Linked DNA regions of Homo sapiens: regions 2 and 3 are each linked to region 1. Evidence: chromatin contacts called from ENCODE Hi-C or POLR2A ChIA-PET data. All regions are on one chromosome and are shown on one strand. The core of a region is the stretch at or near the end of the contact, and the rest is flanking DNA. Distances in the headings are between cores, read along the strand shown.

Region 1 (2,857 bases), core at 233-2,732:
ATGTCGCCCAGGCTGATCTCAAACTCCTGGCCTCCAGTGATCTTCCCGCTTCGGCCTCCCAGAGTGCTGAGATTACAGGCATGAGCCACCCACCACGCCATCTGATATCTTCTAGCTTATTCTATTTCATTTTTATTATTATTTTTCTTGAGACGGGGTCTAGCTCTGTCGCCCAGGCTGGAATGCAGTGGTGAGATCTCTGCTGACTGCAATCTTCACGTCTCAGGCTCAAGCGATTCTCCTGCCTCAGACTCCCGAGTAGCTGGGGATTACACGTGTCTGTCACCACGCCCGGCTAGTTTTTTTGTATTTTTAGAGTAGAGACAGGGTTTCACCATTTTGCCCAGGCTGGTCTTGAACTCCTCACCTCAAGTGATCCGCCCGCCTCCGCCTCCCAAAGTGTTGGGATTACAGGCGTGAGCCACCGCGCCCAGCCTATTGCATTTTTATAGTCACCACCCACTACTTTTTTTTTCCAGGACCCAATATTGGTCCGTGATCTGATGATGTTCACGGTCAAGACGGAAGCAAAAAAAGCACACACCGCGCGCCCTCGGTCACTAATCACGCGGAGTATACGCGAGGAGGGCCCGCAGCTAAGCGACGGCGGGCGGCCGAGCTTCCTCCACGGCCGGGGAGGTGGGCAAGGCCTCCGGGCCGCAGCCCCGGGTACGAGCGGAGGCTCCGAGGCCCCCGGTAGCCAGTCAGAATTTATTTTAAGGGAAATGGAAAGCTGCGGCAGGCTTTGGGAGGAGGGGCAGGATTAAAAGAGAAAGTGTGCTCAGCATGTTATATTTAGAGGCTGCCACGCCGGAAGCGCCGCCTTCCCGGGAGCTGCCGCCGCGCCCGCCCCCCGCCGGCACCTGGGCACTGGGGCGGGAGTCCCGGGGCTGCCCGGGAACACCCGGCGCCCAGGGCCTCCGCCACTCCCCGGTCCCCCATGAGGGTGAGGGCTATAGGCGCATCTGGCCCAAGATAGGGGAGTCGTCCGGACCCCACTTCTGTAGGAGGGGAAACTGAGGCCAAGGGGGCAAAGCCCCCGTGTTCGCGGCGCCCAGGGTCCGGGGCGGCGCCGGCACGCGCGCGGGCGGGGCCTGGCGCTCCTCCCCGGTCCCGCCCACTGAGCGTGCAAACCGCAGCCGCCCGCCCACGCGCACGCGCGCTCCTCCCGGGCCGCTTCCCACCCCTCCCCCCGCCCGCTCAGTCTCGTGCTCCCAGCTCCGCGAGGGGCCCGCCGGGAGCCGGCCGAGGGTGGGGCGGATCGCCGGGGAGACCCGCCCCCGGCCAGCGGCGCCTTGCTGCGCAGGAACGACGCGAGGGCCCGCCCCCCAGCTGGCGGCCCGGCCATATTTAAAGGACGGCGGGCGCGGCGAGCCAATGGGCGGCGAGCGTGAAGGGGCGGTGCGTGGCGGTGCGTGGCGGCGCGAGGCCCCGGATGTGGCTGCGGCGGCCCCTCCTCCCCCGCGCTCCTCTCAGAGCCCCAGTCGCGCGCCCCTTCTTGGTTCGCTCGGTGCCCGCGCAGGCCCCTCGGGCGGTGGCGAGGAGGCGCCCAGGCGGAGGCGGCGGCGGGCGGAGGAGCGCAGGAGCGGGCGGCCAGGCCACCGCGCGGCGGCGGAGCGGGCCGCGGCCCGGCGCTCCTTCCCCACCGCGGCCCGACGCACCCCGGCCGCCGCCATGAGCGGCTCCTCAGGCACCCCGTATCTGGGCAGCAAGATCAGCCTCATCTCCAAGGCGCAGATCCGCTACGAGGGCATTCTCTACACCATCGACACCGACAACTCCACCGTGGCGCTCGCCAAAGGTAGCGGCCGCCGCCCGCCCGAGCCCGCTGACCCCCGTCCGCCAACAGCCCCGGCCTGCGGTGCCCTCCCCGCCCCGGGGCGCCCCGGAGCCTGGCGCCCAGACCCCGCCCAGAACCCACCCAGGGCACACCCGGCCCGAGATCCCCTGCCCGCGCCTTCACCCCGGACGCCCCCGAGGCGCCCCCTTCCCGCGCGCCACCCTCCCCCAGCGTAGCCGGCCGCACAATGGTCTCCCTGGGCTCCCAGGGCGGCGGGATTGTGCGCGGGCGCCCGGCGGTGTTTGGTGAGGGGCGGGCCCGGCCCCCGCGGTGCCGCCCCCTCGGCCGCCCAGCCCACCTCTGCAGGTGCCAGCTCCGAGGAGCAGGGCGGCTCCCGTCAGCGGGCCTCCTCCCCGCCAGCCTGGGGGGATCCCTGCGGGGGAGCCTCGAGGTCGGGTGGCGGGGCCAGTGTCCCGGCGTCTCCCGAAGGCTGGGGGTGGGGTCACAACACGCGAATCCTGCAAGCCTTTCTGGAACTTATTAGACAGCTGGGGCCTTGATCCTGAACAAATACCGCGTCCTAATGCGGCCTCCTGCCAAGGCAGAAGCATCCGTTGGCAGCCAGATGCCCCGGTTTAAACGGTTCTCCTGCTCTATCCTGACCTTCCCACTGTGGGGCTTACCTTTTGGTGACAGCCGCCTGTGGGTGCTCGTAACCGGCTGTGGCCGCTGGAGGACTTACAGGAGGGGGGCTCTTTAGAGTCAGAATCTCTGAGGTTGTTGAGGCAGCGGGTGGTCCAGAGTTTCTTTGTCTTCATCACCCAGAGAAGACGGGGAGTGCACTTCCCCTGCCTCTCAGAGAAAAGTGCCCGTGGAGCCACGTCTGCCTAAGCCCGTGTGTGTGCTGGATCTGGCGCTAGGCTCCCAGGGGTTCTTGAAGTGTCTAGACGCGTCTGAAACGCTGCTTAGGTCACAGGGAACTTCATGTGTAGAAGAACGCACTCATTCCAAACAGGGAGTGTCTCCTTTTGAAGCCCGTCTCCTGCGTGGCTTCAGGAGCTTGTTGAGTATGCCAGG
Region 2 (2,857 bases), core at 259-2,758, 800 kb after region 1:
AAGTGTGCATTAAGCAGGGAGTTTCACAACAGGGCTGTGTCTGTCTTCCTGGGTGACACTTCTGAGATGTCTATGCCGTATTTAAAATAGTGAAATAGTCACAGACACACATACACTAACAGCAACCCAAAGGGCCACTAAAGAGCCCTAGGCTCCAGGTAAACGAGTTGGCAACACCTGATTTAAAGGAAGGAGCTGGAATAATCTCTCAAGTTCCCCAGTGAACTTGTCTCCAGGACTGGGACAGGGGCCACCTTGGTCACTGCTGTATCCCTCGTGCTAACAGTAAGCAATGAATGCTCATTTAAAAAAAGACTGTATTTACTCCTTAAAAGGCACTGCTAAGGACCTTTCTCAGAACTGTATTTCAACCAAGTCATATGTGGCCCTACGGAAACCATGGAACACGGGGTATATAGCAAAGTTATGTGAATATACCGAAAAGACGTTCCCATCTGCCTTTCCCTCCTCTAAGTCCCTGAGTACACTAGGCTCAAATCTCATTCCATCAGCAGACAGATGACACGGATATCGAAGGCCCAGGCACAAGTTAAAGAGTATTTTCAATAACTGGTAACGCAGTAAGCTACTGCTACCTGTGGCCCAAACTCTAAACTTATATATTAAAGTCCTTTATTTAGAGCAGAAAAGCCGGCCTTGACCTCCACTGTCTCAGAACCGCGAGAAGGAGCCCCGGACGCCGCAGCGGAGGCAGCACGAGCACCCCTCCCGCCGAGCGCAAGAGCGGGCCCTTTCGGCTTCCGGGGTCACTGGAAGGCAAAATGTGTCACAAATACGGCCAGTACAAACCAACGCAACAAACTATTCCACAAAAAAACTGAAAACCAGCGCGGGGAGGTAAGGACACACTCTTCAGAAAAGCGAATCCGGGCTCTTCGCGCTTCCTGCAGCGCCAGCCGCCCCTGCAGTGCCGGAATCCCCCGAAGGCACGCCAGAAGCTAAGCCGGCCACCCCGACCGCACCCAAGGCCCGGGAGGAAGCGCCGAGGTCCCCGAGAATGCCTAGGGAAACCAGCTGCGCTTACAAGCCAGCTACGCAGCCCCCGAGCCCCGGGCCGCACTCGCCCAGGCCAGCCCTGCGCTCTTCCCCGCGAGCGGCCGCCCCGACTCCCACCCTCGGAACCGTTCCAGCCGCGACCACCGAGTGCTCGCCAGTCCCCTCGACCTCACGCAGCCCACCAGGGCCGGCGTCTGAGGCCCGCGCCCCAGGCCGCGGCGGCTCTGACCGGCCCCGCCCGCTCGCCCGCCCGCCCGCCCGCTCCTTCCCTTCCGCGGCCGCCATCTTCTCGGCGGGAGCGGCCTGTGCGGGATCCGCGGCTCTCGCCAGCCGGGCTCCGATGCCGGCCCCGCCCCGCTCCCGAGGGCGGCCCAAGCGGCGGCCGGCTCTTCTACCCGGCGCCCGGGACGCCACTTACCGCAGGCCGCAGGCCTCTAGGGTCTCGCAGCCATTTCCCCGAACGCCGCGGAGTGGGCGGACGGCCACCGAGATGGCGCGGGGCTAGAGCGGCGCCCCCGCGCGGCGGGCGGAGGACGAGACCGGCCACCGAGACGCTGCGGGGCTAGAGCGGAGCCCGGGCTGCGAAGCCCGGCCCCGGACTGCGCGCATGCGCCCGTCTTTCATACCTGCACTCCGGACGCGCCCTTCGGGTCTGCACTGACAATGACTTGCTTGCATCCTTTGTGGACACCTTATTTCCCCGACTCCAAGAGTGAAAGCTGGGGCAGTGCCCTTGCGGGGATCCCTCGGAACAGCCCGGGCAGGGCGCAGGCGGAACGTGGATGCTAGCCCCGAGGGACTGCACTCCGCCAGGATTTCGCTCTTAAGACCGATAAACCCTTCAAGTCGGTGGGGATAGAAAGCTCCTGGGCTAAATTTGTAAGAGGTGTAGGGGGGCGGGGACAGGGGATAAAAGAAGAAAAGGCCCAGGTTTTCTCTTCCAGATTGTGTTTCTCAAAACGCAGGCCCCTGACGGCCTCGGCTGGGAATGGCAGCGAGGGGCGAGGTCCAGGTGTGGGCGGGGTTTCTCTCCAACTTGAAGACCCTACCTGCTGCCTCCCCACCCCAAGCTCGGCTCCAGAAACCAGGAGCGTGGGGGTGGGGGGGAGAGAAAGGAGCACAGCGAGGAAGGGAGGCGGGCACGCTGGACCTCTAGGCCCCAGGGACCTTGGCGGTGTGGTCCCAAAGCTCTGCCTCCTCCCACCATGTCAATCCTACACTCAGAACTACTGACCAGTAGCTAGAACTCAAAGAACGCATGGACATGTTTGCCCACAGGGGTTGGAGGGAAAGATTAGACACTTACTATCAAGAGAGGGGAAAGTGAGGTATGGTAGATGTCAACCTTCCATGTGGATTTTCTTCAGTTCGCTCAATAGTAACTAGAGTGACACTCTATCACCTGTCTGTCCCCAGATACTGCAGGAAAGAGACTGGGAGGGGGCAGGAGGGGCAGCTGTTGCCTCGAGGCACCATGGGCACTGGCCACTTGCTCCGAGGGCAGGGACCTGGGGGGGGTGGAGGTGGCCCCATTACTTGTTTCTGCTTCTGTGAACAGTGATACGCTACCTGGAAGCATGGACCATCTAGCCTTTGGCGTTGGCCCTGGCCAAGAGTAAAAGGGGCCCAGAGTGCCGTAAAGCTGCCCCTAATACAGAGGCTTCTGCGATGCTTCCATGGATGAACCAGGGGCTTTGAGGCAGGTGTGCTTTTTAATAATACCGCTGAAGATTACAGGGTCTGCTAGTTTCTGAGGCAGACTTAGTTTTCTTCAAAGGAATACAACGCAGCTTGTTTTTGCTGGTGTGGCCCATTAGGACCACATTAATAGAATCTGGCA
Region 3 (2,857 bases), core at 242-2,741, 520 kb after region 1:
CATCCACACCTGAGGCCAGGTCTGCAGCGAAGCTCAGCCCCCTTCCTTCACAGGAGAAATACTTCTGGGTGTGCACCTTCCACTCCTGGCAGGGCCGTGAGCCCCTGTGGCAGTGCCTCACCCTCTGGGAGGGACCCTCTCCATCTGGGAACAATGTGGGTACTTTTTTCTCTTAAAGGGCAGTGTCAGGAATGAAAGCAGATACCCAAAAGCAGTGGGTCTCGTGGCCTCGTGTCTGCTTCCAGAAGTGGAGGGCGGCCTGGGACGGCGGGAGCCCTGAGGACACCACCGGGGGGGTCCCGGGACCTGATACGAGTGGGCAGGAGCCCCAAGCCCTGGAGGAAGGAAAACCATTTCATAAATAACTGCATGGGGTTGTGGGCCTTTTCTCACAAGCCGCAGCACCTCCTTCGTCTCTCCACGGTGAACCCGCCCGCCACGCTATGCCACCAGGCCAGGTCCTGCAGCACCGCCTCCGTGGCTAGGACTTCCTCACCAGCCTGGGGCCGTGAGGTGGTCATTTCCCCCCTTACCTGACTTATCTCAGGATTCACACACACACACTTGACTTTCGGAAACTTCTTTTAAATTAATTTCACTGACACTAAAAGGGAAGCTTTGTGGAGTGTGATTGTGGTTACCTGTTAATACTTGGCAACAATTATGAGCCCTGATATGAGCCAACTTCTTCCGTCTTATCCCCTTTGAGGACGCTCTGTTATCGCCCCCATTTTGCAAACGAGGAAACTGAGGCTCGGAGGCCTGGAGCAATGTGTTCCAGGACAGACGGCAGGAAGCCGGGGTAGGAATTCCAACAGGGAGTTCCCTCTGTGGAAGGGAACGTGGCTGGCACCTCCCTGCCTTCCACCCTCAGAGCTAGTGTGAAAAAGAAGACGGGGTTATGGAAAAGGCAACGGGCTGGAGATTCCCCGGATTCCCAGGCTAGGGCGCCGGTCTCACTGTGCGCGCAGGTGGGGCGCGTGCCAGAACAGGGCCTGGGGGTCAGGCCGAGACCGGCGGGCACCTTCACCAGGGCCGCCCGTGGCGTTCCCCCAGCCCCTCTGCCGCGGGCCCCACGTGGCCCCGACCCTGCGGCAGCCTTTCGGAAGGGCGGAGCTGAAAAACGGCCGCTTGGCTCCACTCGGCCCCACAGCGCCCAGGAGCGAATCCCGAGTCCGTTCGGAACCGCCTCGCCGCGTGGCCTGGGGCGGCGTCGCCACCGCGCGTTCTCGGCCTCCCGGCTGCGGCAGCGATGCCGGTCCTTGGAGCTGGAGCGGGGAGTCCAGGAGGCGGCAGCGCTCCGGAGAGAGACGCCCTGGTCCCCCGCCGCGCGTTCCCGCCTCTGTGCCCTGGGGGGGAGGAGGGGGCGGTCGCCGCTGCCATTGGCCGTGGGGGGTGAGGCGGGCCCCGCGCAGGAAACCCCGCCCCTCCCTCTGCGGCGGGGGCGGCCCCAGCGGATGAATGAAGCGGCGCGTGGCTGCCGGGGAGGCCAGAGCGTGGAGCGCTGCGCGGCGCGGCGGCCGGGCCCTCGAGACGGGGACGGTGAGTGCGCGGGGAGCGGGGAGCTGGCGCGGGTGCACAGGGCCCGACCTGCTGGCGTAGGAGCGCGGCAGGTGCCGCCATCGTGGGCAGGGGCTGGAGCGCCGGGGGGATGCGCGCGGGGGCGGGAGGCCTGGGCACCGGCCGAGCGCCCCGAGCCTCTCCGCGGGGGAGGGCAGGACCGAGCGGAATCGGAGGCCAAATTCGCCGCTTCCCGCCGCCGGCTGCGCAGGTAGGAGCTCCCGAGTCGCCCGCAGGAGGACCGAGGCGAAGGGGCCCCACGCTGCAGCGGGTGCCGGGGGGAAGCGGGTGAGCAGGGGCTGCGGCCCTGGCAGGGACTGTCGGAGTGGCCGGGGCAGGTGACCTGGGCAGGTGGCCCGGAGCGCGCGCAGGCGCAGGCCCCACAGATCCAGCTGGGGACGAACGCGCCTCCGCGGAGCTCCAGAGTTGCGGAGTCACCCACCTGCGGCGGCCGCTGCTGCCGAGTCAAGGAGGAAACCTTCATGCACGGAAGTTTCTCGGGGGCGGCCGGGCTTTGTTCGCGCCAGAGGCGCTCGAGACATCTCCGGGAGGGGAGCGCGGGCGGAGCGCACAGGGCTAGTTTCCAGCAGCGGCGGCGCCCCTTTCCCTGCCCCACCACGCGACGTCCTGGCCGTGGCTTGGGGGGACCCGGGCGCCCTCCAGGTGCAGGCAGAGGGTCGGGTGCCCTCGCGTTGCTGTTGGGCTCCCCTGACCAGGGAGGATGGAAAGGAAGGAGCAGGCAGGCTTAGCTGCCCTAGACCGGCCCTAGACCGGGAACCTGGAAGCAGATCTGACTTCCACTTCCAAGGGAGAAACCGCCTCCCGCACTGGCGCCCCGAGGGGAGAGAGAAGCCCAGCTAGGTTTCCGCGTGGTCCGCGTGGTTGGTGAACCCTCAGGCTGGGGGGTGCCCCGCTTGGCGTGCAAGGCCCTCTTTGGAGCTGCCGTGGGACCTGGCTATGCGTCCTGTTTCTGTCTGGAGGCGGCTGGAACGCGGTAGTTTTCCACATCCATGCAACCAGCTTGTCAGCTGCTGCTCCTCAGCTGTGGTTTTTGGAACTTGGGTTACCTCCATCTAATCAGAAACTGGCTCTGCAGAGCCCGGTGTCAGCGACGTTTTCATTCCCAGCAGCGGGAGCAAATGGATCTCAGAGGACAGCTCCTTGGCCTTAGCCGGCTCCGCTTGTGAATCTGGTAATAATGACAAGGACAGTGACAGCAGGGGTTAGGTGTTGAGTGCTGGAATGTGCCGGGCATGGTACCCCTGCTTTGAGCATCGTCTCATTCAGTCCCTAGCAA

The links. Hi-C counts contacts between places; a loop is a spot of excess contacts on that map. ChIA-PET counts read pairs that join two places held with the same protein, here RNA polymerase II (POLR2A). Pooled maps may share reads with other maps.
Region 2: a loop to region 1 is called in a pooled map, with 10 times the contacts of the local background. The contact joins the promoter of DIDO1 here to the promoter of LSM14B in region 1. A Hi-C loop is called at or near these places in 1 of 168 maps with a recorded cell type or tissue (naive thymus-derived CD4-positive, alpha-beta T cell), 2 of 37 single-sample maps with no recorded cell type and 14 of 50 pooled maps. POLR2A ChIA-PET finds 5 or more read pairs at or near these places in 1 of 52 experiments (GM12878).
Region 3: a pooled map shows a loop between it and region 1 (7-fold over the local background). The contact joins the promoter of SLCO4A1 here to the promoter of LSM14B in region 1. A Hi-C loop is called at or near these places in 1 of 37 single-sample maps with no recorded cell type and 12 of 50 pooled maps. POLR2A ChIA-PET finds 5 or more read pairs at or near these places in 1 of 52 experiments (WTC11).

What each region holds. Positions count from the first base shown.
Region 1 is chr20:62,120,993-62,123,849 of GRCh38, forward strand. It overlaps LSM14B (LSM family member 14B), which reads left to right and starts at 1,483. Exons shown (of 9, transcript NM_144703.3): 1 at 1,483-1,801. The coding sequence starts at 1,675. LOC105372706 (a long non-coding RNA gene) reads right to left here and starts at 2,692. Exons shown (of 3, transcript XR_936963.2): 1 at 2,464-2,692. RefSeq lists silencers at 542-1,631, 1,792-2,331 and enhancers at 995-1,682, 1,683-2,371, 2,372-2,857.
Region 2 is chr20:62,924,997-62,927,853 of GRCh38, forward strand. DIDO1 (death inducer-obliterator 1) reads right to left here and starts at 1,509. Exons shown (of 16, transcript NM_001193369.2): 1 at 1,443-1,509. RefSeq lists enhancers at 385-998, 607-656, 999-1,612, 2,495-2,857 and silencers at 1,097-1,186, 1,257-1,696.
Region 3 is chr20:62,641,012-62,643,868 of GRCh38, forward strand. It overlaps SLCO4A1 (solute carrier organic anion transporter family member 4A1), which reads left to right and starts at 1,492. Exons shown (of 12, transcript NM_016354.4): 1 at 1,492-1,542. It overlaps LOC124904949 (a long non-coding RNA gene), which reads right to left and starts at 1,326. Exons shown (of 2, transcript XR_007067711.1): 1 at 642-1,326; 2 at 1-335. RefSeq lists a silencer at 980-1,929.